2 separate regions of the Homo sapiens genome follow, and region 1 is linked to region 2. The links are chromatin loops, found by intact Hi-C in ENCODE. Cell type or tissue: Panc1. All regions are shown on one strand. Links, peaks and the distances in the headings refer to the core of each region. The heading gives the core; the rest is flanking DNA.

The links. Peaks named below come from ENCODE experiments on the same cell type or tissue, not always from the same donor. Only the 100,000 strongest peaks of a DNase experiment are listed, where the experiment ranks them.
Region 1: it touches region 2 in a loop (4-fold over the local background); 5 of 110 quality-filtered maps call a loop at or near these places.

The regions. Positions count from the first base shown.
Region 1 is chr15:74,190,050-74,205,797 of GRCh38, reverse strand. It overlaps STRA6 (signaling receptor and transporter of retinol STRA6), which reads left to right and starts at 3,011. Exons shown (of 19, transcript NM_022369.4): 1 at 3,011-3,085; 2 at 3,516-3,643; 3 at 7,980-8,046; 4 at 8,375-8,460; 5 at 9,651-9,790; 6 at 10,123-10,146; 7 at 10,330-10,496; 8 at 11,876-11,998; 9 at 14,307-14,374; 10 at 14,555-14,631; 11 at 14,897-14,958. The coding sequence starts at 3,531. It also overlaps a transcript of CCDC33 not described here. RefSeq lists enhancers at 1-620, 5,150-5,209, 4,643-5,276, 5,277-5,912, 8,642-8,811 and 3 more. In Panc1, for the core only: no CTCF peak of the experiment used is centred there; no DNase peak of the experiment used is centred there; H3K4me3 peaks cover 593 bases; H3K27ac peaks cover 3,175 bases.
Region 2 is chr15:74,295,027-74,310,774 of GRCh38, reverse strand. CCDC33 (coiled-coil domain containing 33) reads right to left here. Exons shown (of 19, transcript NM_025055.5): 11 at 14,827-15,021. Among named protein-coding and RNA genes, the nearest start is that of CCDC33-AS1, 17 kb to the left of the region's middle. RefSeq lists an enhancer at 9,252-10,073. In Panc1, for the core only: CTCF peaks have their summits at 7,495 and 7,699 (motif pointing right); a DNase peak (open chromatin) is centred at 7,705.

The DNA.
Region 1 (15,748 bases), core at 3,812-11,811, 100 kb after region 2:
CCATGAGGAGGGAGGTGGTATTGTTGGCACTGGGCTCTCCGTGGGGGGTGGGGAAGGGACTGTGCCTGGGCTCAGCTGGGGTCCCTTTCTGCCAGCCTGGCTGCAGCCCCTGGGCAGATGGAGGCTCCTTCAGGCAACCTGATTGCCTTTCTTCAGTGCCCGATATGGTTTGGATGTGTGTGCCCTCCAAATCTCATGTTGAAATGTGACCCCAGTGTTGGAAGTGAGGCCTGGTGTGTGGTGTTTGGGTCATTGCGGGGTATCCCTCCTGAATGGCTTGGTGCCCTCCCTGTGGTAATGAGTGAGTTCTCGCTCTATCAGTTCATGTGAGAGCTGGCTATTTGTAAGTGCCTGGCATCTCTCCTGCTCCCTCTCTTGCCAAGTGTCCTGCCTGACCCCCCTTCACCTTCCATCACGATTGTGGGTTTCCTGAGGCCCTCCCCAGAAGCTGATGCTGGTGCCGTGCTGCTTCCTGCACAGCCTGCAGAACTGTGAGCCACATAAACCCCCTTTCCTTCTAAGTTACCCAGAGTCAGGTTTTCCTTCACAGCAATGCGAAACAGATGAACACAGTGCCCAACTGGTACCTCCCTCTCTCCCCTCTGGTATCAGCAACACACCACCTTCTCAGTGAGGCCTTCCCTGACCACCTTGTCTCAAACAGCCAACTCCCGTCTCTCTTCTCTTCCCCCACTTCACTTCCCCTCTGGTGTTGTCTCCCCTAAGCCCTACCATACATCAGGTTCCATTTGGTGCAGGCCTTGACTCATCTTGCTCGCTGCCAAACCAGCCTGGGGAAGGCAGAGTTAGGCTTCCTCCAAGGAAGAGGATGGTTTCTTTTCTTTCTTTCTTTCTTTTTTTTTGAGATGGAGTTTGCCTCTTTTGTCCAGGCTGGAGTGCAGTGGCACGATCTTGGCTCACTGCAACCTCTGCCCCCTGGGTTCAAGCGATTCTCCTGCCTCAGCCTCCCTAGTAGCTGGGATTACAGGTGTGCGCCACCACGTCCGGCTAATTTTTTGTATTTTTAGTAGAGATGGGATTTTGCCTTGTTGGCCAGGCTGGGTCTCTAACTCCTGACCTCAGGTGATCCACCTGCCTCGGCCTCCCAAAGTGCTAGGATTACAAGTGTAAGCCACCACACCTGGCCAAAGGGCATGGTTTCTGATAGGCAAGGATGTCTAACCCCTGACACTGCTGCCTTGTAGAGGGAGTGGGCTCCCTGTCTGGAACTGGACTCCAATGGTTGGAGGTGGATTTAAAATCAGATGGGAGTTGGCTGCTCCCTAAGGTAACAGTCTGAGACCCCTGAGCAGGGAAGGGCTTGCTGGCCTCTGGTGTGGGCACGGGGACTCTGGGAAGCCCAGCTGGTGAACCTCAGGGCACAGCAGCCGCCTGTATAGGACAGGCCCACAAATGAATACTGGCCGCCAGAACAAGCAATGGCTTTGCCAAGCTCAATTTCTGAAGTCCCTCTTACCCAAGGGCCAGGCGCTGAGCATCAGGGGAAGGCAGGAGGAGGGGTGGGAGGGATAGAGTCCCGCCCTCCGGGAGCTCACACTCGCGCCTGGAAGGCAAGTTTCCCGCATCCCTGGGATCAGAAGGGCCAGTGTGGGCTCCTCATTACATCAAATAAAGCTCGGGTTCAGCTCTGAGTCAGCAGATGCTGATATCTCTGTGGGATGGTGGAGAGCAACAGAGCCCTCTTCCTGCAAGAAGGGCCATTTGGGAAGAAGGGGGAGGAACTCAGGCTAGCAGGGTGCTCAGCCCCTAATCCTGCCCTGCAGGCTTGGGAATTTGAAAGAGAGCCTCCAGGATTTCAAGCCCTGTCTACTCTGAGACTTCACCCGTGCTGTTTCCTCTGTGGGGAACACACTTTCCCCCACCCCCATCCCCATCCTGAGCCTGCCACCCTCTGCTCAGCGGACTTTCCCCTGCCCTTCAGATCACCACGGAAAGGTTCTTTTCTTCAGGAATCTCCCCCCATCCCCAAATGCTCTTGGACTAAATTTGGTTTCCCATGGTACAGACCAGCTCAACCTGTGATTCCCTTTGTAACCCTCAGACTTTGGAGGGGATTTAGTTATCTGGCTGTGTCCCCGCTGAACTGTCATCTCTCCTGCCTCAGGGCTCAGAACAGTGCTGGCACATAGTGTGTGTTCAATAAATTTAAGTTAAAAGACTAAATGAATAATGTCTTCTTAAAAAAGCTGTTGAATGACTGCCTTAGCTGACAGGGTCCAAGCCGAAGCCCCTTGTAGGGTATTGGAAGGACAGAGACCCTCACAGTTTTAGGGGCCTAAACCTCCACCAGGGACAGTGGCCTGAGAACTGCTTTCTACCTTCTTCTGCCTCTCGCCCCTTCCTCCAGGCTGGGGCAGGGTCCTGCTCCTGGGGAGGGAGAATGCGGAGGAGCCCTCCTCCCTGGCCCAGACCTTCCCTTGCTCACCCTCAACCTCACTCCAGGAGGAGCAGGAGGCAGGCGGGGCTCCTCTTGCCTACCCGTGGGTCTGGTTTGTGTTTAAAGAGCTAATTTCCGCCTTGTGGGGGTGAGTTATCTCCTTGTGAAATCAACTTGTAGGAACAAAAAGGGTTTACCAATGAGACACATGTTGCCTCCTTCATGGAAACCCTAGGAGAAGAAACGGACAGATTCCCCTTCCCTGCCTCCGCCCCAGCCCAGCCCCAGCGGTCCGTCTCACTCGGTTGTTGCTGTAATGCTGGTCTCCTGTCTGTGTGCGGCACTGCAGATGTGGCGGGCAGGGGCTTGGGAGCTCTGGGGCAGGCGCTGAAGGCAGGTATGTGTGTGAAGTCAGGTGCGGGGGTGGGGGTGGCTCCTGGCCACACCCTTGCAGGGCTCAGGCCGCCAATGGTGCTGGGGCCTCCTCCCCCAGGAGGGGGGCTTTGTCAAGGATTATGGTGTATTTCCATCACCGAGGCCCAAAGGGGCCAGAAAGGGGCAGGCTGAGGCTGGGGGAGGGGCTCAAGGGAGCCCAGCTGGGAGGGCCCAGGCAGGCAGTGCGGAGCTGGCCGTGGGCTGCCTACCCTTTCATCTCTGCAACTCCTTCCTCCCTGGGCCTCCCTTCTGGTGTGTCTGTGGGTCTGTCTAGGTGGGCTTGGGAAAGGGGAAGGAAGGGGCGTCTCTTTAGGCAGCTCAGACTGGACAAGCCTTCTTTGAAAATGGTCCTTTGAACACACGCCTGCTGGTGGTTGGTCAGACAGATGCGCCAGCGGGAGCCCCGGGGCCCCAAGGGGACAGCTATCTCTGCAGGACCAGTGCGATGGGCGGGAAGGGAGGAGGGGACACGAGAGGCCCTGTCCTCTTCCCGTGCCAGCTTGCTCAGGCCCTCAGTCCCAGACGGGCTTTTCCCAGAGAGCTAAAAGTAAGAAAGTAACCTTCAGGATTAAAGAGAAATGTTTCTTTGTTTGGGTTTTCCGTCTTTCTTTCTTTTTTTTTCTCTTTTAAGCCTCTTTTCACATCTGTAGTGGCTTTTTTTTTCTCTCGCCTGGGGTCAAAGGAGAAGGGCCAGAGAATGTCGTCCCAGCCAGCAGGGAACCAGACCTCCCCCGGGGCCACAGAGGACTACTCCTATGGCAGCTGGTACATCGATGAGCCCCAGGGGGGCGAGGAGCTCCAGCCAGAGGGGTAAGTGTGGAACCACCCCACCTCACTCTGTCAGCCATCAGAATGGGGTGATGGCAGAGGTTGCAACTGGCCAGGGAGCAGCTCCTGGGCAGGGGCTGCTAGGTCTGGCTCTGCCACTCATTTGCTGTGTGACCTTGGGCAAGTCACAGCCTCTCTGGGGTTCATTCAGTCTCTGCCTCTGTTACATGAGAACAACATCCCTCACCCTGCTGTTAAGACACCTAAGGCTGGTCACCTTAGGTATGATGTGTGACGTGTTAAAAATACAGATGATTCAGATCTGCAGGGATGGCTCCCTGGGTGATTCTGGCCCATAGCCAGGATGGAGAAGCTGCTGAGAGCAGTTGAGGCAAGCAGACCTCCCTTCAAGGGGTTATTGGTCTCTGTGGTGAGCATTTGGGTGTGGTGTTTCCAAGTGTCAAGTTCTCTGGGCAGGCTGGGGGATTCGGGGAAGGCAGAGAACCAAAGGGAGAAAGCCTGGTGAGAAGTCACTGAGGAAACAAGCACCCTTGTTGTCTTTGGATGGTCTCAGAGGATGAGGAGAGCCTATTCCCTTTAGCAGAAGTGCTCAGGCCAGCCCAGGTGAGGGTGGGAGCAGGAAGGCAGCCCGCCCCAGGGTGGCCTGAGAACCCAGCCACAGCTGCTTTGCCTGGGTCCATTCTACCGGGGTTTAGTCTGGGCACCCTGGTGGAGGAGCTGGGCCCCTTCTGTGTCCCCCACCTCCTGCCAGGATGTCTTGCCTGTGTAGGACCCAGAGCCAGTTCTCCCCTGTTGTTCCCAGGCCTGGCCCCATCCCTTATCTCCCTGCTCTGTCTGACGGTTTGGAGAAGTAGAAAGGTGAGGCTGGGGGTTGCCGAGCCAGATGTGTGCACATCTGTTCTCCATCAAAACCTGAAACTTGAGAAGGAAAAATCCTTGCGTGCCTCCCCAGGGGCTGGGGCTGCGGCCTGGCTGGGCTTGGGTCATCCAGCAGGGACAGAGGCTCCACCCAGGCCTCGGGGAAGGAGCTGTTGTTTGGAGGACTCAGGGTTCTGACCACCTGGAAAATAGCCTGCAGTCAGCAAGGGCGTGCTCCCCACTCATCTTGCCTGACTGACCGAGAGCCTGTGGGCTCCACATATCCTGCTGTGTATGTGTGGCCTGCGAGAGACCAGAATGAGGACAGGCCCAGGAACCCATGAGGATGGTTTCTGACCTAGGTGAAGGCTCTAATCTGAAGCTGTGTCCTTGGGAGCCTCAGGGCCTGGGCACTGGCTGGGGGCCAGGTGCCTGTAAATGTAGCTGTGGTCTATAGCTGTTGTCTCAGAATAAAGTTGTGTGTATGTCAGGCACTGGGTGATGGGGAGTCCAGTCCCTCATGTGGGTGACATCTAGAAGATTCAGCTTCTTTCTCCCACTGCAGGGCATGACATCCATAAGAATAAAGAGATTTGTTTGAATCTACTTACTTAGCCAAACCAATTGAGCTGCCTGCCATCCCCCTGCCCTCAAAGTGGGAGCAGAAAATTGGGAGCTCAGGGGAATCCCAAGGAAATGAACTTGGGTTCACCTCTGTCTGTGTGAGTCAGACACCCTGGGGACATGTTGCATCAGAGCTTTGAAGAACTCCGGAGTGCCCAGTGCCCCAGCACTCTCAGGCTGGAGTTGGGGTGGATGAACACTGATGGCAGTGGAGTCAGCCACAGAAATGTCCTAAAATCCAGAACATTCAATGGCTCAAACACCCTCAGTGGCTTCCTGGGGCCTCCCATGCTTGCTGTAACCTCATCTCACCTGACCTCTGGGCTGCAATCAAACTGGAAGGCCTGCCCAGCCCCAGCCACGCTGCCTGTCGCCTGCCTCTCTGCTTCCTCATGCACTTCCCTCCACCTGGAGCTGCCTCTCCCCTTCTTTGCCTAAAGAGATGCTAACCAACTTTTATTTATTTATTTTTTGAGATGGAGTCTCGCTCTTGTTGCCCGGGTTGGAGTGCAGTGGTGCGATCTTGGCTCACTGCAACCTCCGCTTCCCCAGTTCAAGTGATTCTCCTGCCTCAGCCTCCCGAGTAGCTGGGATTACAGGTGCGTGCCACCACGCCCAGCTAATTTTTTTTGTATTTTTAGTGGAGACAGGGTTTCATCATGTTGGCCAGGCTGGTCTCAAACTCTTGACCTTGGTTGATCTGCCTGCCTCAGTCTCCCAAAGTGCTGGGATTATAGGCGTGAGCCACTGCTCCCAGCCACTAACCATTTTTTAAACTCCAATCAGATACCACCTCCTTTTGCCCAAAGTTCTCCCTCCTCTGCATCCTTCAGCACCTGCTGTGCCTGTCCCAGGATCAAGCTCACCACCCTCTCCAAGGTCTTTATGTCTGTGCCATCCTGCCTGTCCCATGGCACAAAAAGTGGGGCCACAAGCCACTAGCCAAATATTTGCTCATTTCTATGCCACCTGAGATCCCCATCTGACCCCTCACACTGAGCTGAGAGGTCAGATGGGGACCTCAGGTGATACAGAAAGGGCCAGAGGCTCCCCCAGGCAGGGCCCTGGAGGGCATTTCTGGGGGTAGGGGTGGTTTGGGGTAAGGTCCATAGGAAAATGGTCAAACTACTCCAGGGACAGTTTTCCAAGTCCCTGCCGGGCCCAGGTGTAAAGGTGGAGCGGGACCTAGTCATGCGGGGAGATGCCGGCTGAGAGGGAGGGCTGCCCTACGCACCAGAGTGAGAGGCCTTGGAGCTGGAGGTGGGGAGCTGACACTGGAGTCAGTGTGGCTGCTACTCACGATCCCAGTTCTACTTTGGGAAGAGGCTGGTCTCCTGGCCAAGAAGCTGCCCAGAGCTGACTTACTCTGCCTCTCCACCAAGTGACTGGTTTCTTTCCCACCGCTCACCCGCTGGGATTTCCTGAGAGAAAGCGAGCAGGACAGACCGAGCTGACCCAGCAGAGCATCCCAGGGCTCTGCACTCCCCTGGATAATGCAGCCTTGATGCCTCTCTTCATACAGTGGAGGGCGTTTTGGTGGGCGGCTAAGCCCTCTGTGCAGGCAGGGACTGGCGGCAGCCCAGGCTCCATCTCAGGCCCTCGCCCACCAGACCCCACTGGCCTCACCCATGCTGCCACCCTCCCTCTGGCTCTCCCAGGCCCAAGCTGGGAAAACCCGGAGCTCTACTGCTCACCAGGGACCCAGTCCTGCCTACTCTCCCAGGGCCAGGGCCAGCCCTGAGCTCAGGACTCCTGCCTCACTCCCTTTCTCCACCACATGATTCTGCTGGGGAAGCGGAGGGTTTCATTGTCCTCAGTGACCCCTATCTCCACTGTGGGTTTACCTCTGCGCTCAGCCAGGGTGAGTGCAGGACCATTGCCAGGCCATAGGGAGCCTCTGTGGAATTAGAGAAAGGGATCCCCAGTTAGGTGCATTCAGCTCAGCAGGTGCTGGGTTTGGTGAGCAGGGTGGCCTGCTCGTTCCCTTGGCTGAGCATCTTTGTGCAGTGGGCAACCTGCATGGCTGTCCATGGAGGCTCTCAATGAGAGGGAAGCAGGAAAAGAGAGGGACCAGGGGAGATCATTTTAGTCACAGACCAACCTCAGATGGCAGTGAGTAGAGGGCGAATCACAGGGCCAAACCCTTGACTGCTTGACCCAGGTAGTGTGCTCAACTGCAGTTCTGAGAAGACGTCTGTGAGACCAGGAGCAGTCAGAGGGGCTCCCTGGAGAGGGGAGGCCTTGAAGGACAGGAAGCATCTGGGTGAGCAAGAATAAGTGCTCAGCCGGGCACAGTGGCTCACACCTGTAATCCCAGCACTTTGGGAGGCTGAGGCATGAGGATTGCTTGAGCTCAGAAATCCAAGACCAGCCTGGGCGACATGGTGAGGCCCTGTCTCTACTAAAAATACAGAAAAAAAAATGCCAGGCATGGTGGTGCACACCTGTGGTCCCAGCTACTCATGAGGCTGAGGTGGGAGGATCTTTTGAGCCCAGGAGGCTGAGGCTGCAGTAAGCCGAGATCGAGCCACTGCACTCCAGCCTGGGTGACAGAGCAAGACCCTGTCCCTCCAGAAAAAAAAAAAAGAGAATAAGTGATCAGGCCGAGCCGGTCTACTCTGCTTCCCCTGGGAGCTTCCCATGTCCTTTAGTCTTATAACCCCAGAGCTTGGCATGGGGCTGGCACATCACAGGGACACGAGGGCCCCAGAATGACCCTGAGAAGGTGGGACTGGGAAGGCTTGTGTAGGAGGGATCAGAGGGTTGAGGGAGGTAGTGGGTAAAGCCTCAGTGTGAACAGTCTTGAACCCCAGACCCATCTGCACACCCAGGGGGGCCTGACGCAGGCCTGAGCCAGCCTTCATTTGCTCTGCAGGGAAGTGCCCTCCTGCCACACCAGCATACCACCCGGCCTGTACCACGCCTGCCTGGCCTCGCTGTCAGTGAGTCCAACCCAAGTTGAACCTGGCTTGCAAGCTGCTGCCAGCCTGGGCAGTGGGACCTGTGTTCCCCACTGGGGCTGGTGAAGGGGGGCCCTGGAAGATCCTGGGTGGGGGGAGCTATCTGGGAGTTCTCCCAGCTTGGAGGCCCAAACCAGGATGCAAGTCCAACCTTCCAGATGTCTGTCACCCCTTGACCAGTCCCCAAGATGTCACATGAGTGTGCACTGGGCAGGTAGGGGATATCCTGGGGCCTGAGTCCAAGCCCTCAAACTCAGACCCTCAGGGGAGGCCTGGGCACCCCAAGCCCTCCTCTGCACTCTCCTTTCAGATCCTTGTGCTGCTGCTCCTGGCCATGCTGGTGAGGCGCCGCCAGCTCTGGCCTGACTGTGTGCGTGGCAGGCCCGGCCTGCCCAGGTTTGTACCATGGCCTGGGCACCCCCACTCAGGGGACCCAGCTGACAGGGTCCCTCTGGGAGGGTGGGTGATTTGTTAGGTACCTAAAAGGCAGCTCTGGCTTTAATGACATCCCTATCGCCCTCAGCCTGGAGCTTTCCTCACCCCCACCTAGGTCTCCAGGTTTAGTCAGGACCCCCAGAGGAAGGGGGAGGGACTCGCTCAAGCCCGCCTGGGAGAAAGGACTCCAACCCAGACCCTAGGGAAACAAGCCTGACAGGACCCAGCGTCAGAGTGTACCTTCTCAGGCAGCCCTCCATGTGTGGATTGACGTGACCATCCCAATGCCATCTTGACCGTCATCTTCCCTGAGGGTATCACCTGGACCCTAATGCTTGAAGGCAGATTTATGGGGACTGACATCTAGCCCCTATAGCTGGAGCTTTCTTCTCCTATCTCCTTCAGCCCTGTGACTCCAGAGCCTGGACAGGCATGATCCTGAGGAGATGGGGCTGGGCAAGCTAGTGTGCGAGAGACCAAAGGGTTGGGGCAGGTGATGGGTGGCTCCTTGGTGTAGACAGCTTCACATCCCAGACCCAGACTGTGCACCGAGGCAGGTCTTGCTGTGCTGGTTTTGTGGGGAACCAGCCTGGGGTCTCTGGTTGGCCCCAGAAAGAGCTTGCCCTGGCTGGGGCAGTGTTTGAGGGAGAATGAACCTCTCAGAGCATGAATGCAAGCTGCAGTGCAGAAGCTGTGGGTCTGAGTGGCTTGCCCTGAGCCCAGAAGGGTGATGCCTGGGACAGCTATGCCCGCTGTCTGCCCTCTGCCCCGGGTCCACACCCAGCCCAGGGCGGCGGCTGTTGTACAAGGATGTTGTGACTCGCTGAGTTCTCTGAAGGTTTGCCAGCTCAGACAGACCAATTAGTGTGGAGGTGGCTGCTTCCTGGAGCTTCCAGGGTGGGCGGAGGAGCAGTCTTAGGGCTTCTTCCCACTGTATGTGTGTCCCAAGTCCCTTTGGCACGGGGCCCAGAGCTTGGTAGATAAGAGGCACTCCACAAATATCTATGGAATGAATGAATGAAGGGGCCTTATTCCCCCATCTAGAAAGTGGGACTGACTCCACCTCCTTGATTTATGGAATACAGCTGGGAGGTAATGGGGGTGCAGGGGCTGAGCAACTCCCTCCTGCCCTGTCCTTGCCTCTGTGCTAGCCCTGTGGATTTCTTGGCTGGGGACAGGCCCCGGGCAGTGCCTGCTGCTGTTTTCATGGTCCTCCTGAGCTCCCTGTGTTTGCTGCTCCCCGACGAGGACGCATTGCCCTTCCTGACTCTCGCCTCAGCACCCAGCCAAGGTACCCACTGACCCCCAGGCCCTGGGGTTGGTGTGATGGGATGGGGTAGGGTGGGGTCTCGGAGTTTTAAGCTTGGCTCAAGGAGATGAGAGTAACAGGAACAGCTGTCAATGAGATGGGCTGCTATCCTGAGACGTGACCTTTTTAGACCATCCAGTCTTTACAACGATGCTACAAAGTATGCATATTAGCCCCATTTTGCAATGGAGGAACTGAGAGCCAGGGAAGTAGTATCTTAAATTGAGTATTTGCTCAGGCACCATGCTAAGCATTATATATCCACCTTCTCATTTTGCCCTTGCTAATATACTGTGATTATTTTCATTTTACAGATGGGAAAACTGAGGCTCCAAGAGGTAACTTGCCCAAGATCACAGAGTTGAGACTAGTCAGAGCCTGGATTTGAACCTAGTGTTCTTGCCCACTGAACGTGCTGAAGGGCTTGGAAGCTGGAGACCGAAGAGAGGCCTGGGTGGGCTCACTGCAGGCCCCATGTCTGCCCCTCCAGCATGGGTCTCTCTGCTTGTTTCACCTTCCAGGGGCCTGGAAGATACTGGGACTGTTCTATTATGCTGCCCTCTACTACCCTCTGGCTGCCTGTGCCACGGCTGGCCACACAGCTGCACACCTGCTCGGCAGCACGCTGTCCTGGGCCCACCTTGGGGTCCAGGTCTGGCAGAGGGCAGAGTGTCCCCAGGTGCCCAAGGTAACCGCTGATCACAATGGCCTAGGGCAGAGGGGCGCACAGAGCAACCTACTCAAACCACAGTGCCTCCTTTGAGCTCTGATTCTATGATGGGCCGCCCTGCAGCCTTCCATTGTGCATGGGATTCCATGCCTTCAAACATGTGCCCCTTCCAAGCTTGGCTGCTCTGCAGGAGAGGCAGGGAACAAGGTGGCTGGGCCCAGCCCTCAGGAACTTTAAGTCTAGGAGGTGGCGGAGAAGGGGAAGTGGGCAGAGTAGGGGGAAGAGAAAGCCTGAAATGGCCCCCACCCCCAATGCCTGTGTTAGTGATCCCCCAGCTTCCCTTTGGTCAGGCTGGAGAGGGAATGGGAGTGAAGCTTGATGGAGGCCGGCAAGTGCGAAGTCAGGGATGGTCTAAGAGGGCTGAGAGGAGAATTCCGGAACCTCAGGACCTTGCTCACTGGCTGCTGGCTGGGGCTGTGAAGCTGTCCAGTCTAGAACTCAAAGAGTGATGGTACAGGCTTTAGAGCCAGACAACCTGAGTGTGAATCCAGCTTCACCACTTCATTCATTCACTCACCCATTCATTCAACAACATATTTGAAGCACATACTTTGTACCAGGGACATTTCCAGGCACTGGACTACAGCTATGAACAAGACAAACAGTCCCTAGCCTCCCAAGAGCCGTCACTTCAGAAGGGCAGACATGACACGCAAACAAAATGATGCCAGGTGGTACCAAGTGCCTTGGGGAAACAGTGCCACCTTTCTGAGACCGTTTCTCCATCCGTCCATGGAGCTGATAACACCAGTCCCTCAGGGTGGAGGTGAAGACTAAGAGGTTGCTTTGAGAGGGGGAACTTGGTGGCTTTTTTTCACCACCTAGAACCTGGCACATACTAAGCTCTCAATAAAAGTATATTGAACCAACAAATAAATGAATGAGTATACAAAAAGCCCACCCCCAGGAAGGCCTCAGCCCTGAGGAGTAGGGCATAGACTTTCCTGATGCTCAGGTTGAAAACTATATGTAGGCAAAGGCAGGCTTTCGTGTGATTTTCAGAACTGTTCCTAATGCTCCGGGAACACAGAAACAGAAAGAGGTGTCCTTTCCAGTGGGGGGCAGGAGGGAATCAAGTGATCTCCTCCTCTTGGCTCCTCTCAGGCCCGTGGGGATCCAGGAGCCTGGGGGAGGGGTGAGCATCTCTGCAGGGCTCGAGAAGGGGAAGTGGGCAGGTTTGCGCTGGGTGGCAGGTTGGGAACCATAGAGCTGAAGCCTTCCCATGGCCCCCCAGACCACCCTCAGGGCCCAGTGTGAGGTGGGAAGGGCAACGGATTCTGGTTCTTGGCTGGGGGAAGAAGGTGGAAAGTAGTCTGTCTGGGTGTTTGTCTGTCCAGATCTACAAGTACTACTCCCTGCTGGCCTCCCTGCCTCTCCTGCTGGGCCTCGGATTCCTGAGCCTTTGGTACCCTGTGCAGCTGGTGAGAAGCTTCAGCCGTAGGACAGGAGCAGGCTCCAAGGTAAAGGGGCAGGCCTGGGATGAGCTCTTCCTCAGCACCCAAGACAGCCCTACTCCCCCGTATCTGTGGTCCCAGATACATGGCCGTGCTTGATGTAGGGCCCAGCACAGAATAGATGCTCAGAAAATGTTTGCTGAGTGACTGCTTAGTCCTCCCTCCCTAGGCAAAAGCTGGACTGGGCCCTTGACTGGCACCCAGGATACCCGCGGCACTGGGCTGTGTGAATAGTAGGGACTTAACAAAGCAGAACTGAGTCAGAAGCCAGGAGAGTCATATCTCTGTCTGTGAAACACTGAGATCTGGCTGGAGAGACAGCCTGGAGCCTTGTGCCTAATCCGAGTTCTGCACATAATGAGATGATTCAGGAAGCACCCAGGGCAGAACTCCATTATGAGTCAACTCTAGGTTGGATGTGGTTGAATAATTTCAGATAAAGGGGAGGGCTGAGAGGGCTTCCTAGAGGAGGTAGACTCTACAAGGGCCTGAAGGACAGGGAGATCTAGAGTGATGAGAGAATAAGGAGCAGGCATTGTAGGCACGGGAAAGAGCATGAGTAAAGGGGAAGAGATAGTTTTGTGTCTGTTTTGTTCATTATATTTGCAGCACTGGGTGGGTCTTGGCCCTTAATAGATACTCAGCAAATATTTTTGAATTTTTGAATAGATGGATGAATGGATGGATGGATCGAAGGAAAGATGTATGGAAGGAAGGATGGATGGATGAATGCATCATGGTAAAAGAGAATTCTTAGAAGATACTTCAATCTCACTAAAAAGCCTTCTAAGCACCTACCATATGTCAGGCCCCGGGCTCAGTGCTGTGGACTTGGAGCTGATGGACTTGTGTCTGATCTCCAGGAGCTCCCAGTGTGGTGGGGGAGACAGATGCGGCACAAAACACCTGCAGTGCAATGTGAAACCTGCACCGGGTGTTGGGACTGTGGTGCAGGGGGCGGGGTCCACTACTTCTTTCTGGTGAGAGAGGAGGAGGAAGAAAGCTCTGCAGAGACCCTCAAAGGGGAAAGAAGAACAGACTCAGGAGAAAGTCTTAAGACATAGAGGCCAAAGGGCGTGGCTTCTCTTCAGACAGGGCAGGGGAAGGAAAGGCTTGATGGGAGGCACCTGGCCAGCCAGCAGGTAGGTGGTGGTGCCAGCTGCTGGCCCAGGGAAGGTGGAGGGAGGAGCAGGTGCTCCTGGGATGATGCTTGGTCCTGAGGGTGTACTGCTCAAAGTCTGGAGCTCAGCAGAGGGGCTGGGACCGGGTGTTAACTCGGCAAGGTCAGACTGAATCCAGAGAGTGAGTGAGATCCCTAGGCAGGATGGAGAACCCCGGGTCCCTTTTGGGCTACTCTGGTCCGAGAAGGCCCACGGACTCCAGACTCGGCTCCCACGTGGCAGGCAGGGAGTTCTGAGCGCTTGTAGCTCCTGCCTATTGAGGCCAACACCCCTCGAGGAAGCCTGTGTCCCCTCCTGTTTACAGCTGGCTCTGAAAAGGGAGCGGCCCCCCGGGACGACACAGTGCCTGAGGCATGCCCCTTTACCTTCTCTTCCAGGGTTTCCACCACCCCATCTCTCTCTCCATTGCCAGCCTTTCCTCCCAGGCTTGAGAGGTGTACAATCCTCTTTGGACTTTGGTCAAAGAGGTTTAAGTCTCAAAGGACCCCCATCAAGCTTTGAGCTGACCCACTCCTGCCCGGGATCCCAGGGTTGTCATGGCAACAAGTGACAACAGCCTGTGTTCTCCCAGTGATTCCAGGCAGGGGCTCACCCCATCTTCCCATGGGCCTCTGCTACTTCACAGGCAGCTTAAGGCCTGGAATGTGGCTTAGACAAATCTGGTCACCCTTGTGATCTCCCTTGCGCAGTGGCAGCAGGAGAAGCCTGAGGGTGTCTGACCTGGAATGACCCTCTTCTGTGTCCTGGTCTAGGATGTGCCCGTGGGACACAAGCTTCCCTTTGCCCCAGTTTCAGCTAGCAGAGGCCAGAGGGCTAGGGGTGGGAAGAAACGGTGAAGAGATGTGACTGAGTAAAGCAGGCGAGAGTTGGAGACAGATCTTAGGAAGAACTTCCTGGCATTGATGGTTCTTTGATAGGAGACTGGCCTTGTATTTGTGAGAGAGAAAAGGGAAGCTTTGGAGGGCACGGACCTCATCCCCACAGGTCAGCCCCATCCACACTCACCACCACCGCCATGGCCAACAGGTTTTTATGGAGCACCTGCTTGGTGAACACTCTAGTTCCCTGAGCCAGGGACCCACGAATGGGTCGAGGCAGATCTCATCTGCTTGTTCAATTGTCTGTCTCCACAGGGGCTGCAGAGCAGCTACTCTGAGGAATATCTGAGGAACCTCCTTTGCAGGAAGAAGCTGGGAAGCAGGTGGGGTCTCTGACACACCCTTTGTGGGCCAATGGATTGGGCTGGTTAGCAGCCGTGCTTGGGAAGCTGGCACTGGGCAGCATGGCAGGGGCAGAGGGGAAGAATGACCAGCCTCTGGGGCTGGCCCTCAGGGAATGGGCTTCCCCTGAGGACCCCGCACCTGCCTGGGTCTTTCTGCAGCTACCACACCTCCAAGCATGGCTTCCTGTCCTGGGCCCGCGTCTGCTTGAGACACTGCATCTACACTCCACAGCCAGGTATGGGGTTGGGAGCTGAGGCCGAGCGTGACAGGGGACGTTACCCTCCCTTGCACAGAATGGCTGCAGTGGAGGACTGGCTCCTGCTCCCCAGAATCCTTGTCATCAAGAGGGACAACTACCAGCTTGGGACAGCGGGAAGACCCTGGCCTGGCCTTGGTCATTTAGGGTCCTGCTGGCCCTTTTCCTGGGCCCCTTGGGAGGGAGGAGGGCTCCCGGGCCTGAGTGGTGCTGTTCACCATACTCCTTCCTTTGAGGACTACAGGATTCCATCTCCCGCTGAAGCTGGTGCTTTCAGCTACACTGACAGGGACGGCCATTTACCAGGTATGTCCCTCACCCTGTACTGCCATCTGCCTCTGGAGCCCTGCCCTCAACCCCCAAGCCTGGAGCAGTTCCGGCCCAACCCAGCTCTCCAGGTGCTCCATCCAGAACCCTGACCAGGTGCTGCAGGCCATCTTGGGAGTTCTGGCCTACCCAGAAGGGCCGGGGTGTTCACTCTTGGACTCATGAAGTGACTCGGAGCATTAATTTTGGAGGCCACATAAACACGAATTTAAATCCTAGCTCCACTATTTACCTCCTGTGTGGCCTTGGGCAAGTTATATAACCTCTCTGAACCTGTTAGCTCATCTGTAAAAAGGAGAAAATAGAATAATTTTCCTCTTTGAGTAATTGGGAAGATTTAGCAAGACAACATGTTTGATAAACTCTGCCTCACCACCTCCGAAAAAAAAAAAACCCCGAAAAAACCAACAACAACAATTAAAATCCTGGGAGATGGGTATGATTATTCTCCACTTTACAGATGGGGAGAATGGAAGCTTGGAGAGGTGAATTTGACTTGGCCAAGTTTCTGCACAGCTAATATCTCAGCGTAGCCTAAGTTTGAATCCAAGTCTGTCCAGCTTTAATTCCTGTGCTCATTTACTTTCACAACATAGAAAAACCAGAAATTTTACATTCCAAAGTTTAGATAGATAGATGATGGGTAAATAGATAGAGGTGCAGACACAGTCATCCCTCAGTATCTGAGGTGGGTTGGTTCCAGGAACACCCCTCCATACCAAAATCCAAAGGCTCAAATTTCTGATATACGATGGTGTAGTATTTGCAT
Region 2 (15,748 bases), core at 4,544-12,543:
AGTCCCCCATGGGAACCTTCTCTACAGCCTGCTCAGCCTTGCCCACTGCTCAGGTAATGGAAATCCAGGGCCCAGACCTCACAGATGCAGGTGGCAATGAAGGGAGGGGGCTTCCTGGGGGCAGCACTCTCGCTGCTGGCGGGTACCCTCCCTGCTGGCTCTCTCAGGATGCCCCCTGACCACCTCAGGCCCCTCAGAGTCGGTCTCAAAATTCAAATTTCTTTTTTTTTTTTTTTTTTGAGATGGAGTCTCCTCTGTCGCCCAGGCTAGAGTGCAGTGGCTTGATCTCGGCTCACTGCAACCTCTGTCTCCTGGGTTCAAGCTATTTTCCTGCTTCAGCCTCTCAAGTAGCTGGGATTACAGGCATGCACCATCACGCTCAGCTGATTTTTGTATTTTTAGTAGAAACGGGGTTTCACCATGTTGTTCAGGATGGTCTCAATCTCTTGACCTCGTGATCTGCCCGCCTCGGCCTTCCAAAGTGCTGGGATTACAGGCATGAGCCATTGTGCCCGGCCTCAGAATTCAAATTCTGATTAGCCAGACCTTCTGCACCAAGCACATCTCCAGTCCTGCCTCCTAACCATCTTCCCAGAGTTGTTTTTGTTTTTATTTTGTTTGAGTCAGGTTCTCACTCTGTCATCCGGGCTGGAGTGCAGTGGCGGGCACATGGCTCACTGCCCGCAGCCTCAACCTCTTAGGCTCAAGCAATTCTCCCACCTCAGTCTCCCAAGTAGCTAGTATTACAGGCACGTGTCACCATGCTTGGTTAATTTTTTAAAAAAATTTTGTGGAGACGGCATCTCGCTATGTTACCTAGGCTGGTCTCAAGCTCCTGGTCTCAAGTGATCCTCCTGCCTCAGCCTCCCAAAGTGCTGGGATTACAGGTGTGAGCCACTGCGCTAGCTTCTCCCAGAGTTTTTAAGTTCCCCTCATACTTAAAGTCCAGGCTGTTCTGTTGAGATGGCTGGTGGAGGACTTGGGGGGTCTGGAACGGGTGGGGCACAGATCCATTTGTAGTGGATAAATAGATTCCCTGAAGGAGTGGCCAATAGTGGTGTAAGATGTGGGTCTTGGAGGGACCGAGAGAGATGGAAGCTTGTTCCCAGACCCTCTGCACTCTCCTACACTGTACTCTTCACTCCCCACTGTAGGAAAAAAAGGCGCCAGAAGCTCTTCATGGCTCACAGAAGCCGCTCCAGGCACTGTGAGGTTTTCACAGCCAGCCTGGGGATAAGGGCTAGCACTGTCCCCCTTTCCCAGCTAAAGAGACTGAGGTTCCTGTAGGTGCTGGCTGGGAGCCGAGTAGGAGGTAAACACCTCTGTGATCCAGACCACCCCTGGTCCACCAAGCTGCTCAGGAAGGGCATTCTGTGCATTCAGTGAGCACACACTTACTGAGCACCCACTGCACGCCAGGCACCTGGTGTGGAGGTGGGCGAGGGGTACAAGGTGGAGTGAGCCGGGAACACAGGCCTGGAGCTGGGAGGAGGCACCACTGCCATTGAGCATGGGTAGAATATTCTGGGTTCAGGTAAAGGCTTGAGGCAGGGGCTTCAGAAGCCCCAGGGCCCATCAGGCTGAGGGGCTCCTGTTGCAGGCAAGGGAACAATGCATGGGTTCAGGGCGGGGGGTAGCATGTCTAGATTTGGGCTTGGGACAGGTCACCTGGTGGCTGTGTCTTAGGAGGAGGAAGGCTGAGGTAGGCAGGAGGGCCCCATCTGGACGGTCAGCTCCCAGATCCTGAGCCAGCTCTCTGAGTGAGCCCACTGGCCCTCCACAGGAGCCCCCCCACCCACATACAGGAGAAGGCAGGAGGGTGAGGTCTTCATCTTGGCCTCCACAGGACCCTCCCTACCAGCGTGGCAGCTCCCTACTGAATGGCTCCCTACCCAGCCTGAGGAGGAAGAGTGAGATGCCTCCAGTCCCAAACTAGTCCTCTGAGAGGGTCCAGCTGTCATTGCTCTTCCTGGCCCTTCCAAATCCCCGAGCCCCTCTGCAGCCCAACCCCAGGGTCCACCCTGTGGAGGTGGATTTGCATATCTGAGAGTGAAAAAAATTCTGCTGCAGAGGCTTAGTGCCACCAGAGATGCTGAGCCCCCTTTTGTCTGTTTGAGTAAGAGCTGGCTAAAGGCTGAAGGATAATTAGTCCCCCGTGGGCAACGCTGTCCCCCCTCCTTGAAGATTTAAAGGCGCAGCCCACATGCTCAAGCCACTCGGGTCTCAGCCCCTTCCCCCACAGGCCCTCCCCGCCCCCTCGACTCCGCCCTAAGGAGGGGACGGCAGCTCTGGCAGGAGCCGATGAATGAGCATTTTATCTGATTAAACTGGGAGTGAACTGGCTGGTCTCTATTATCTGCGGACTTGATTGGATATTTAGCACCAAATGTGTGTGTGTGTGTGTGTGTGTGTGTGTCTGTCTGTCTGCACACATGGACTGGGCTTTTCTAGTCCGTGTGTCAGGAAGAAATTGGATTGTACTGAAAAACATTTAATCTGAACTCAGGAGTGCACCCTGATAGAGTCACCAAGCTAGTGGTGAGGGTTGGGGGAGGGACAGTTCTGCCTTTAGCCCTGGACAAGAGGGGCTCCAGCCCTGGGCCCCGTGGGTTGAAAGGTCCTGCTTTGGCCCTCTTCGGGGTACAACCCTTCCCATGGGGTGAGGAGTCAGTGGTCCCAAGGGGGACGTGCCCACCTAGAGCCCGTGCCCGCTTTAGACCTCACCCTGGGTAACTGGGATCCTGGCACTCCCCTGCTTCCAGGGCCTGTCCTCCTGAAGGTGGCAGTATACCCTTATGCACTCGAGAGAGCCCACAGAGTCTCATAGGTGTGGGACTGAAATTGAGCTGTGTGAGAAGAAAAGGGGATGGGTGGGGTTGAGGGGTGGGGGCCTGGGAGTGGCTCTCGCCATACTGCCAGGGGCCAGTGTGGAAGCTGAGAATTCTTTGAGGTTGTTCATAAGGTGTATTTATTGAGGTAGAGGAATGGAACATATTTAGGAGTTTGCTAGCTTCTGCTTGATTTATATTTTGATTACTGGGGTTTGGACATATGGTATGTAGGCCTTGCTTATACTCTCAAATGTTCCAGGTGGAACTCGGCAGGGGGTGGCCTGAGGCCACAGAGCTTGTCTTGGTGTTTACTAGGAAACTGAGGCAGCTCTTCCTCCCAGATAGGCTGGGAAGATGGTGAGTTAAGCTCACCAGGCTCCTGACTTCCAAGTCACCAGGCTCGGCCAAGGCTCAAGTGCTAGGCTGGAGACCCCCAACCTGTGTTGGACCAAGACTCCCCCTCGGTCTTGTCTGGTGGCCCTGGGAGGGTTATTGTGCTATCAGCAGGTTCCTCTCCCACAAAGTGGGGATGATAATTGTATGTTCCTTTTCAGTCTGGAGTGAGGATTACATGAGATTGTGACCGAAGTTCTGGGTACAGAGTACGAGCTCAGTGAATCTTGATGGGAACACTTAGTGTTATTAAAATGAGTACTAAGGTTGGGCTGGTGCTTGCAGAGCACAGAAGGGACAAGCCCCATTTCCCAGGTTAGCAACTCTTTCTCCCAGTCGCTCCTGGTTCTATAGTCCACCTCACCCTCACCAATCGATGATTCAAGCCCTCAGCAATTTATGGCCTCATCATCTTGGCTTTAGTTACCGAGAGTGCTCCACTCCTGCCTCGCCCACCCACCATTTAATTAAGGATGGACAGCAAGACCTGGCAGCACCGGCCATCTCACTAAGGAGCAGCGCCAGGAGGCTGTCCCACCTCTGCCTGCCTTGTTTGCTGGGATGAAAGAGGAAATTGTCAAGACCAGGCTCCTCACTCCACAGGAGGGGAGACGGAGGCCCAGGAGGGGAGGGGTCAGTCAGGCTGACTCCTCAAGTCAGAACTGACTCCATGTCTCCTGATGCTCCTCCTGCCCAACCCTCTCTCGGCAGTAAATTTTCTCTCTCTCTGGGTGGCCTCTGCCCGGAGTGACCTCGTTCTCATCTCCTCTGAGCCTGATCTTCTGGGTACTTAGGGCAGGCCCTGACTTGACCAGTCCTCTAGTCCACCTATCCCATCCATTCTTTCCTCCACACCGCTAAGACTTTCTCATCCCTCACTGGAGGGAGGCATTCGCTCCATTAATACAGATAGAGAAACTGAGGTCCAGACAGGGAAGGGACTAGCCCTGGGGCCCCACAGTGCCTTTTGGTGAGACCCCAGGCCAGGCCTGGAGAGAGACAGGCACACACACACTAACTAGTAATTCCCACTCAACAGATCAACAGATTCCTCTTGCAGGAACAAGAGGAATTTCATTTCCCTTCCACCAACAAATCAAAGATCTGTTATGGTTTCATGCTAACCGCCACTGATGCTTGGTTGGCTTTTCTCTCTTGCTTATCACAGTGACATCTGCAGACTACCCTGGCATTCTGTAGAAAGTGTGCACTGCCTGGGGTGGGAGTTGATGGGGGTTAGGATTAGGTAGACCCCCTCTGTGCTCCCACAATCTCCTGAGGACCCTGAGCCCCAGTCCTGACCACATCCTCCTCCAGCCATTCTTGATGTGTCTCCCTGCTCAATTGGGACTTCTTGAGCACAGGGACCCTTGTACGGAATTATCTTTATGTGACTGTCACATATCTTGGAGGTGAACTTCTGGAGAGGGGGTCAGAGGGAGAGGCCTGGGTGAGTTGTGCTGCCTTCCGTCATCCCCCTCAGTCTCGAGGGATCCCATGAACACAACGACTATTAATAAGCCTCCTGCAAAGTGCCAAAGTGGACGGCCCTTTACAGTTTCCAGTGCATTGCCATCCACTCTCCTGTTAGTCCTCTGAAAAGCCTCAAGAGGCGGGGAGAGTATTTCCTCTACTTAACAATGAAGAGACAGGATCAGAGAGGTTGAGTGATTTTTTCAAGGCCACACAGCTCTTGGGAGGTGGAAATGGAACTCATACCTGCTGGGGCTGCACAAATGAGTGGAGGAATCTGTGGGGCGAGATAACCAGACTTGGCACAGAGTAGATGCTCAAAACCCTGGTCGAACAAATGAATGAATGCATGAATGAATGAGTAGGTGCATGTACCAGAAATGAATGAATGAGTAGGTGCCTGTGCCAGAATACAAAGTCAACAGGGAAAGGAGAGACAGCTGGGGGTCTGAGGAGGTTGGGGGCACCAGACACTTTTGCTCCCTGTGCTCATGTGGCCCCTTCTTGGCTCCTGAAGCACTGCTCATCCTTGGGGTTTGAGTACTTCCCCCTTAGCCCCTGGGTGATGCTCCTTTTCATGCTGTCTCACTTCCCTTGGCCTTTGCAGACTTCTCCCCAGTTAGGCTGGGGGGCTTTCTCTATGGAAGCCTCCCCTCTCCAGGCCCACCCCTAATATCTGTAGTGCCCAGTACAAGAACAGAAATGGAGGCTTCCAGCATGTGCCCTCTGCAAACAGCCGTTGCTTCTTGGGTCTCAGGGTGCACCCTTGCAAAAGTATTCAACCCTTAGAAGTGTAGATTTAAGCTTGCATAGTCCTCAGAAGCAGGTTTAGGCCAGGCGTGGTGGCTCACGCCTGTAATCCCAGCACTTTGGGAGGGCGAGGCGGGTGGATCACTTGAGGTCAGGAGTTTGAGACCAGCCTCACCAACATGGTGAAACCTTGTCTCTACTAAAAATACAAAAGTTAGCTGGGCATGGTGGCAGGTGTCTGTAATCCCAGCTACTTGGGAGGCTGAAACAGAAGAATCACTTGAACCTGGGAGGCGGAGGTTGCAGTGAGTTGAGATCACGCCATTGCACTACTCCCTCCTGGGTGACAGAGCAAGACTCTGTCTAAAAAAAAAAAAAGAAGAAGAAGAAGCAGAAGCAGGTTCAGGCCCATTCGGGGGTCTTGGGTACCGACAGAGTGTTCTAGAAGCGTGGAGCTTGGGATCTGGGGCACATTTACCTAGCCAGGTGGGGAGGGACAAGGCTGGAGGAGTGTGAGTGGGCCCTCTAAATCAGCTTAGGTACCTGGCCAAGTCGGTCAGGAAGACAGGCCCACCGGACTGGCTCATAGCTTTGCCTGGCAGAGCAGCACCAGGCTCCCCGCCAGCTCCAGGGCTGGGGGCTGGGGGTGGGAGGCGAGGCACCCACACACATGTGCAGGGCGTGTGGAGTGGGGGAGGGGACTGGCCTGCAGGGGGCCTTGCTCAGCCGCTTGCACACACCAAGAGACAATAAATCGACAAACACTTAATCTCTCTGCAAATTGAAACGGAGCCGTAAATATCTGCTGCATCCCAGCAGCTGAGTTATGAGTCTCGTTTATTAATCTCTTTAGTCTCAGGTGATGGATGGAGGAGGAGAATGGCCCGCTGAGACTCGGAGGGATGGGGGAAGGAGGGAGGAGAAGTGGGTCAGGGGTCTGGGAACAGCCCTGCCGGAGAAAGGGTCAGAGGGAGAGGCCTGGGGGATTTTTGCTTCCTTTTTATTCTCCGCCTTGATCGCAGGGCCCCAGGAACACAGTGACTATTAAGTCTCCTGCAAAGTGGACAGCCCTTTACAGTTTCCAACACATTGCCCCTCATTCTCTTGTTAATCCTCCCCATAGTCTCAAGAGGTGGACAGGGTGACAGTGTTCCCTCTACTTAACAATGAGGAGACAGGAGCAGAGAGGTGGAGTGATTTATCCAAGGTCACACAGCTTCGGAGTGGTGGAGATGGAACACAAACCTGCAAGAGCTATGCAGGTGAGAGGAGGGGTCTGCAGAGGGAAGTAACAGACACATGTGGGATGTGATCCTTATTTCTTCCTTTCTACCCTTCTCCTCTCCCTCCCTCCCTTCCTCGCTAAAATGCTTGGTAAGCACTGTGTGTGATTGTGTTTAGGAATTGGAGAGAAAAAGGTCAGAGTTGGGGGAGGGACAGGAAAGGGAAAAGAGCTGGCGAGTGTTCTCAGCCATGGCTTAGGTCGGTTGCCTTGTCTTAAGTATTTAATTGTAGGACCCCCTCCAGCCCCTGTCAGCAGGCGGTGCTCCCAGCTCGGGGCCTGCAGGAGTGCAGGGGAGGAGCTGAGGAGGGCTGGGGCCCTGAGAAGCCTTCCTGCCTTCGGGGAGCTGGGCCTGGGCGGGAGCTCGTGAGTGTGTGCTGCACAGAACAGGGATGCTTGGAGAGGTGACTGGGAGAGAGCACAAACCCAGCAAATGGGGCAATCACGCTGGGCAGTAGAGTCAGGGGCTACGGAGACTGAGGGGACACAGCAGGAAGGCTGGGGTGGCCAGTGTTTTGGGAACGTGTCTTGTGGCTGGTGTGGGATGGCCTGAAGGGGACACTGAGTCAAGGGCATCTGTTTGGAGGCCGTTGGGTGGGCCCTGGTTGGCTCTGCTCTCTGTCTCTGTCTCACTCCCTGTTTCTCTTGTAGTTCCTCAGCCTCTCTTGGTTCCAAAGGACCTGGGGCCTGGGCCCTCTCGTACTCCCAGACCCTGGGTGACCCTGCTCCCAGGCTGGGCTTGGTGCCTGAACTAGTGGCCCTGGGGGGGCTGCTTATTCCTGCTCCTGGGGGCCAATCCCAGGCTCCCGGGGCTTTGCAATGTCACCACCCTAGGCTGACGTTCCTGCTGCTTGTTGCCACCAAAGTGGGTAGTGTGCAGGGGTGCTCCAAGTCCCTTCCCTGGTGACTGCTGCTGGCAGCCTCAAAAGACTCCTGCTCAGAGTTAATCACCTGCCACCAGGTGGTGCTGAGGAGTGGAGGCCGGGTCTGACTGCTCTGCTGTCGGCCTCACCAGGCTGCAGACCCCATCCTGGGTGTGGGTCTGGGGGCAGGACCAAGGCTGCAGCCACAGTGCAGGAGCCTCAGGGCACTCAGGAACATCTGCTCCAACCGCCTGTGCTGTCAGAGGCAGGAACTGGGGCCCAGAGAAGGGAAGGAAGGTCAAGGTCACTTGCAGGAGCAGTGGGAGCACTATGAGTGCATGGACAGCACGGAGCTGGGCCAGACTGGGCAGGGGGAGTATGCCCTGTGGATGAGGGAGGCTGACAGGGTAGAGAGTGTGGCAACCTCCAGTGGGGCAGACCTGGGACAGGGGAGGTTTCTGTGCCATGTAGGGTGGCCCCCATCCAGGTTTGCCTAGGACTGTCTTGGTTTAAGCACTGAACACCTCATAGTCTGGAAACCCGTCAGTCCTGGACAGACAGGGATGGGTGGTCACCCCAGGGCCATGCCAGCCGGACAGAAAGGACTAGGCTCAGGGTGTCTCTGCTACACGGCCAGCCGCCCTTTCTGGGGGGCCTCACCTCTCCCATCTGATCCTGAGAGGCAGGTAGGGTAGGGTAAGCAGCATGCTAAGATGGAGAAACCAAGGCACATGGTCACCCAGCGTCCCCAGAGCACCCCTCCGCCTGCCTGCGAGGAAAGGGGTCCCTGTGCTGGGAGGCTTGCCTTTCTGAGGACCGAGCCCACCTCTGGCACACTGGGACTTGGGAGAGGCCACAGCTTCCCTGGTCCTCCTTCCTCTCTGCACTCATGATCTGGGGCTGTCTCTGCTGAAGTCAACCTACACCTCCGGAGCACGGCAAGTGGGGTGGGGACAGCTGGGGAAGGGGATTTAGAGAAACCGAGGGATTAAGGCCGAATCATTCTAGGGTCCAGCAGACTCAAGAAAGGAAGAGAAACAAAAGCGGTATGCTCAGAGGGGGCGGGGATGTGGAGGAGACAGGTGGAGGGAGGGGGAAAGGCTTTCAAAAACAGAATGAAAGAAATGAGTTATTCCAGTGTAAGGAGGTTGGAAAAACTCCACTGAATCTTTTAACAACCCTTGTCAATTATTCATCTCCTGGTATGAGGGCCCTCTGGTCTGCCACAAATCTCCTCTGAGCAAGGCAGAAGGAGGGAGGGAAACAGAGGAGGCAGAGAGAGAGAGAAGGAGAGAGAGGTGGAGAGAGAGAGGGGGGAGGGAGAAAAAGAGAGAGAGCGAGAGAGAGCAGGAGAGACAGGGAGAGAGACAGGAAGAGGAGGGAAGCAACCCTGTGCTTGAATTTCTGTGCTGGAAACAACACTGAATACACAATTCTTCCATAGTAAATGAGCACATCTGCCTTTCTTTATCCAAAGCATAGTCTGCCTCCTCCAGGAAGACTTCCTTGCCTGCCTCTCCCCCTATCCACCACCTCCCCAGCTCTCTCTCATTCACTAAGGGCTCACTAGGTGTGTCCAGGAGTGCTGGGTAAGTGTGGCAGTTAAAAAGCTACATTGTCCCAACCATGCCCCTCCTTTGCCTGTTCATCCCCCACCAAATATTTACTGTGTGCCTACTCTGTGCCACTAATCGTCTCCCCGGGTATGGCTTGCTCCTGTCCACTGGGGAATTCTCAGAGCTGAGGTCCTTGGCCTCTTTGTCCCCATGTCCCTGCCCCAGCTGGACACAGGGCTGGGCACATGGCAGGGTGGAGAGTTCTGGTTTTCTGACAGGCTGGAGGAATGGGGAGTCCAGGCACATGGCAGGTGTTTCAGAAGCCCTTTGTGGAGGAAGTCGGTCCATCTAGAGGTGGCATAGAGCCCCCTCGCCTTACCTGCTCCCCTCCTGGCGTCAGGAGGCATGGCCTGGCTCCGTGTGAGATGGGCTCAGGGTGCCCAGAGAGTGGAGGGCAGATGCTTGCAGGCTGTTGACTATTTGGGGAGTTGCCATGTTCAGGATGAACCTTAACACCTCACTCTTCACACTCACTTAAAGGCTCACCTCTTCCCAATGGCTTCCTGAGCTACTCAGACGGGAGATAAGGCTTCCTCTACCTCTGCCTGAGGCCCTACACTTGACCCAAGACCATACCCATGGGACCTTGACCTTGATGGGCCCACCCAGGACCAGAGTTTTGTACCATGTTGACCAAATGGAACTTGAAAGGCCTGCATCAAAACGAAGTGTTCCAAGGTGAGAAGAAATGGTTGGGTTGCAGTCTGGGAATGAGGTAGATCAAGGGCACATCCAGGGACAGGGAGCCACAGTGGGCTTAGTGAGCCATGGGGATGGGACAGGCAGGGCCAGGGGCAGCAGGCAGCATTGCACAGAGAGGCATAGACCTCCTCTTCTCCACTCTCATCTATTCCCAGAGCGCTTTTCTCTCCAGAAAATGTTCAATTTCCTATTAAGCTGAAGTCGGATCTGAAGGGAATCAGAGATAAAATTGTTTTTTGGGCTCCGGGGAATGCATGATGAGACTGGATATAGACAAACACACTCCTGAAATCAGGGGAGGCCAAGAGGCTCAGCCGGAGACAACGGCCCAGCGTGAGGGAGGCGGTTCTTCATTTGACTACAACTCAACCACTGCCATGTCGCTGGCGCCTGCTGCTCCAGCCCTGGGACCTGCTGCCGGCCACCGCTCCCTGGCCGCATGTCCAGGAGCCACACACACTGTGACCGTGCCATTGCTACTCAGTTGTGTCCCAGTGCTACTACTCTGTATGTCTGCCCACGTCTTCCACACTGTGCTCCGTACTCATTCCCGTGATTGCACCCTCCTGCGGTGCAGGGCTGTGTGACATGCTTCTACGGCTGGGTCTATTGTTATGCAACGACACTCCACTGCTCCGCGGCCACGTTCGATTGCTTGTCACTGTGCCTCATGGTCGCTTGAGTTCATCCATTGCTATGTAATTTTGTTTGGTTGCTATGGAAGAGTGACCCATTGCTACACAGCTAGGCTACCTGTGCTTGTCATGGAGCCGTACACTGTTGCTACTCACCCACGTTCTACTGCCTGTAACTGGGATCTACTGGCCACGTGAACATGTGTGTCTGGGTCCTGCCATGATCCTTCTGGGCACTGGCCAGTGGGTAGGAGCTGGGGCTGGGGGCTGGGTCTCTAGGCCCCAACTAGGGCAAAGTGTCAGAAGTAGAAATAGCCAGCCTGGTAAATCTGAGGAGAGCGAGAGAGTGAGAGCGAGAAGGTGAGTGAGAGAGGGAGTGAGAGAGAGAAATGATGAGTTGGGAGACCGAACCAGAGGTGAGAGGATAAACAAGGACGTAGTCAAGAGTCAGGAACAAGGAGGGATGGCGTGCCTGGAACAGAGTGGGATGGGTAAGGGAGAGGGGCATACCCACTGCCCTGGATACTCTATGAGTCTCTGGGGGACCCGATGGTGCCAGGTTGACTGAGCATACAGGCCTCTGTAGTGTCCAGTATTTCCTTGGCTGGATGCAAGGTGGCATGAGATTGCCATGTCAGGAAGCTTTGGGCAGGCCCATTCCTGCCCATCCCTGGGCCACCTCATTGCCACCCTTTGTAAAATGAGAGGATCAGTCTAGATACTTTCTAAGGTTCTTTCTGATTCTCTTGCTGTCCAGCCAGGGGTTCTCTATTCCATTGCCCAAAAAGCATTTACCAACATCTGTCTTGGACCAGGCCTGGGCAGGGCTCTGGAGCCCAGAGGCGAGTAAGTCAGTGTGTTCTTTAGTTCAAGGACTGGATGGTGGTGGCTGAGTGGCCCTAACCCGATAGCAAACCAGGGCTAGCAGCCAGTCCTTAAGGCCTCACCAGGTGTCCAGCAAGAGGGAGGGTAGAGGGACCAGGAACACTCTCTCCGGGTGAATGAGCCACTGATGGGAGTGCTGAGGGTGATGCCCAGGGTGGGCATGCTTGAGTGAGTTCTCCATCAGACCCAGCTCACAACACCTCTGCAGTCTGTGGGTATGGGGTATCACTCAGAGCCTCCCAGAATCCCGGCCTAGCATGCTCAGGCTGCTTCTTTCTCTGCCTACTCCTCTGTCGCTCACAATGGTTACTGTTGCTCAAAAACACCTCCTCCTGGCTGGGTGTGGTGGCTCAGGTCTGTAATCTCAGCACTTTGGGAGGCCAAGGCGGGCAGATCACAAGGTTAAGAGCTTGGGACTATCCTGGCCAACATAGTGAAAGCCCGTCTCTACTAAAAATACAAAAATTAGCCGGGCGTGGTGGCGCCCGCCTGTAATCCCAGCTACTCAAGAGGCTGAGGAAGGAGAATCGCTTGAACCCGGGAGGCGGAGGTTGCAATGAGCTGAGATGGTACCACTGCACTCCAGGCTGGTGACAGAGTGAGACTCAGTCTCAAAAAAAAAAAAAAAAAAAAAAGGCAGAATTAGCCAGGGTGTCGAATGCCTGTAATCCCAGCTACTTGAGAGACTGAGGCAGGAGAATCTCTTGAACCCGGGAGGCGGATGTTGTGGTGAGCTGAGATCGCACCATTGCACTCCAGCCTGGATAACAAGAGCGAAACTCCATCTCGAAAACAAACAAACAAACAAAAAACCAAAAAACACTTCCTCCTAATGGCTAACCTTGACTTCTCAAGCTGCAATCTGGTCCCATCTCTTTTGGTTTAATTCTTAAGAGAAAATCAAGACTGGCCCTCTACCCATGTTATTCTAATATTCTTTCAGATGTTGAAAACATTGTTTATATTGCCTACCTCTCAGATCCATTCTATATTTAAAGGCCATTTCTTCCTCCACTCTATTTTTTCCTCTCTGCTCCTCCTCCACCATCATCATCACCATCATCACCACCACCATCATCATCATCATCAAGTTTTATAAGTACAGTGCAGACTCCAACCCAACCCACCCCAGCAATTTGTGTCTCACTTCCCACAGACAAATCCATGGTATTAAGACATCTGTATCTGGTTTCTCTCAAAGACTCTCAGACCTAATGACCTCAGTTCAGACCTTGGATGCTTTACCCAGCAGACTCCAAACGAAGGACTGCCTGCCATGCCCAGTACTAGGAGCAGGGCTGGGTACTTCCCCCTCCTTGGTTGTGCTATGTCAGTGCCCAGATGGCTGATGTGAGAGGCTTGTCCAGCCAGGAGGTGCTTGTGGTTCCTGCTTCTAGAGGTGGTGTGAGTCAGGGGCTGAGGTCTGCATCCTTGGGGGAAGGTGGAGGCTTAGCTTGGGGAGGGCAGAGGGTTGGCTGGTTGGCCCCTCCGGGGCAGCTGAGCAGGAGAGGTTGCTCTGAGCCCTCCACAGGGCTGAGACCAGGGAGGGATGCCTTCTTTCTCTTCCCTTCCCATGTGCCTTTCCCCATGATGGCACCTTCCCTCTTCTTTCTTTCCTGGCCTGTTTTTTCTTTTATTTTGTTTTTCTCTTGAGACAGGGTGTTGCTCTGTCACCCAAGCTGGAGTACAGTAGCACGATCATAGCTCACTGCAACCTTGACCTCCCAGGCTCAAGTGATCCTCCTGCCTCAGGTTCCTGAGTAGCTGAGACTACAGACGTGCACCAACAAGTCCAGCTAATTTTTTGAATTTTTTGTAGAGATAGGATCTCATTATGTTGCCAGGGCTGGTCTCAAACTTCTGGGCTCAAGCGATCCTCCCACCTCGGCCTGCCCAAGTAGTGAGATTACAGATGCAGGCCATGCACCTGGCCTCTCTTTCCTTTACTACCTCTGCTTAGAGGCACAAGAAGGGGGAACCACGAGGCCAGGATGTGGAGAGGGCAGGAGCAAGTGGTTTATTCATGCTGCCCCAAATCTCCAAAGACAGGGTTTCTTTATTTTCAATGCAGTTTATGACTGAGCTGGATGTTAATCCCAAGGGCTCTTTCCCCAAGGGCCAGAGGTGACGGGAGAAAATTGTAAAGATGGCCCATAAGTGCTGTGGTGCCTGAGCAGGATGGCCCTGCTCCAGGGTGGGCAGGGGTGCTCATGTGGAAGAACCCTGGGCATGCCCAGCAGACAGCCAGCCTTCCTATTCGTCTGATGGGACATGTTCCAGAAAGGTGCAGAAGTGCCAGGGGAAGATGAGGAGGCTGTTGGTGGAGGAGGTCAGGTCCTGGGAGGAGGATGGCTTGGACTTCCCTGTGGACTGGTGGCCTTGTCTGGGGCCTTTTCTCAAGATCTTCCAGAGCAGCGTTCCCCATGGGACCCGCTGTGGAAGAAGGGAGGAAGCTACCCAATAATTCAGCCATGGTTACTGGGTAGCACCTCCCTGGACTGTCTCTTTGGTAGCCCATTCTTTAGCTCTCTGCATCGAGGGCTGAAACCCAGCACTGACTCCTCAGCAAATTAGGATGTCACTTTGGCCACCTCCACCAGCCCTTCCTGAGCATCTGCTCAACCAGCAACAGGAAAACACAGCAGCTCCCATGATCAAGGACACAGACTATGTCACCAGAATTGGTGTCCTCTTTTATTATTATTATTATTATTTTTTGAGATGGAGTTTCACTCTTGTTGCCCAGGCTGGAGTGCAATGGCACAATCTTGGCTCACCGCAACCTCCACCTCCCAGGTTCAAGTGATTCTCCCGCCTCAGCCTCCCGAGTAGCTGGAATTACAGCCATGCACCACCACGTCTGGCTAATTTTGTATTTTTTTAGTAGAGACGGGGTTTTTCCATGTAGGTCAGGCTGGTCTCGAACTCCCGACCTCGGGTGACCCGCCCGCCTTGGCCTCCCAAAGTGCTGAGATTACAGGTGTGAGCCACCGTGCCCAGCTGGTGTCCTCTTTTTTTGAGCCCCAGTTTCTCCTGTTATAAGCTAAAATGAATCTCTTAAAGGTGTTTCCCACTACCCAGTGGCCATGCACCTCAGGAAGTTCTGAGTTGATGCCTACACACATAAATGGAACCCTGGCTTACAAGTGTTGCATGGGTTTGTTTTGAAAGAAATTACACGGGAGTTCCACTCAAAAGGTGAAGAGACCCTGCAAACGAAGAAGCCACAGCGCCCAGCAGTTTGACTTTGGGGTAACTCACATGCAGAGTGTGCCTAAGGGGAGGGAGGTCTACTGGCCACCTGAGGCATGAAGCAGTCCTGCAGATGGCAGTCAAGTCCCCTTCCCATGGCCTCATCACTGCCCCGGCCCTTCCCACCTGGGGAGAGACACTCACTGTGTCATGGGACATCTCAGGCACCAGAGGTTCCTCCTCTGCTTCTCGTGGAGTGGACGTGCTCAAGTCCATTGTGGAGCTCACTGTGTCCTTGGACCAGGACTCTTGGATGGTTCTCAGCTTCTTATCCAGGATCTTGGGGTCCAAGGTAGGAAGAGCCTTGCTGTTGTTTGGTGTCAAGAAGTTTTCTGGTCTCTGAGAAGAGAAGGTGCAGAGAAACTTCAGGACAGGCCCCTTCTCTGTGCCCATCTACCATAAGCACACCATCTACACCCCAAGCCTCTCCTCCTCATGGCTCAGGAGGCCCTGCATGGCTGGCCCGTGCACACCTCCTACCATCTGCCCCTTGCTCACCGGGTCCCAAATACATGGCCCTTGCTGTTCCTCCAACAAGCCAAGCTCGCTCCTGCCTCAGGGCCTTTGCATTTGCTGTTCTCTTCCTGGAGGTCCTCAGGGATCCTTACGCAGCTGTCTCCTTCTTATCATTCAAGTCTCAGCCCAGATGTGATCTGCTCAGAGGGTCCCTACACTTTGAGATAGAGGCCCACTCTATCTAAAGTAATCCCACTTCCAATATACTCTCTATTCATTTATCCCATTTTACTGTGTTCATAGCACCTACTCTACCAGAAAATTTAAAAATGCATTTACTTCTTAACTGCCTTCCTTCTGCAAATGCCCATGCTAGGATGTGAGTCCCATGTCAGCAAGGAACCTTGTCTATCCCTAGTCTCTGGCTCATTGTAGGCACTCAATACATTTTTGGTGGAAGAATAAATGAATTATGCCATCTCTGGCACCCACACTTGGTGCAGTAACAACAGCTTCTAAAATCCTACACTCTTTTGACACCCTTTGCTATGTAGACCTATTTTCCATTTCATCTCCTCTATCATCCTTCAATCTTACCACCCATTAAGCA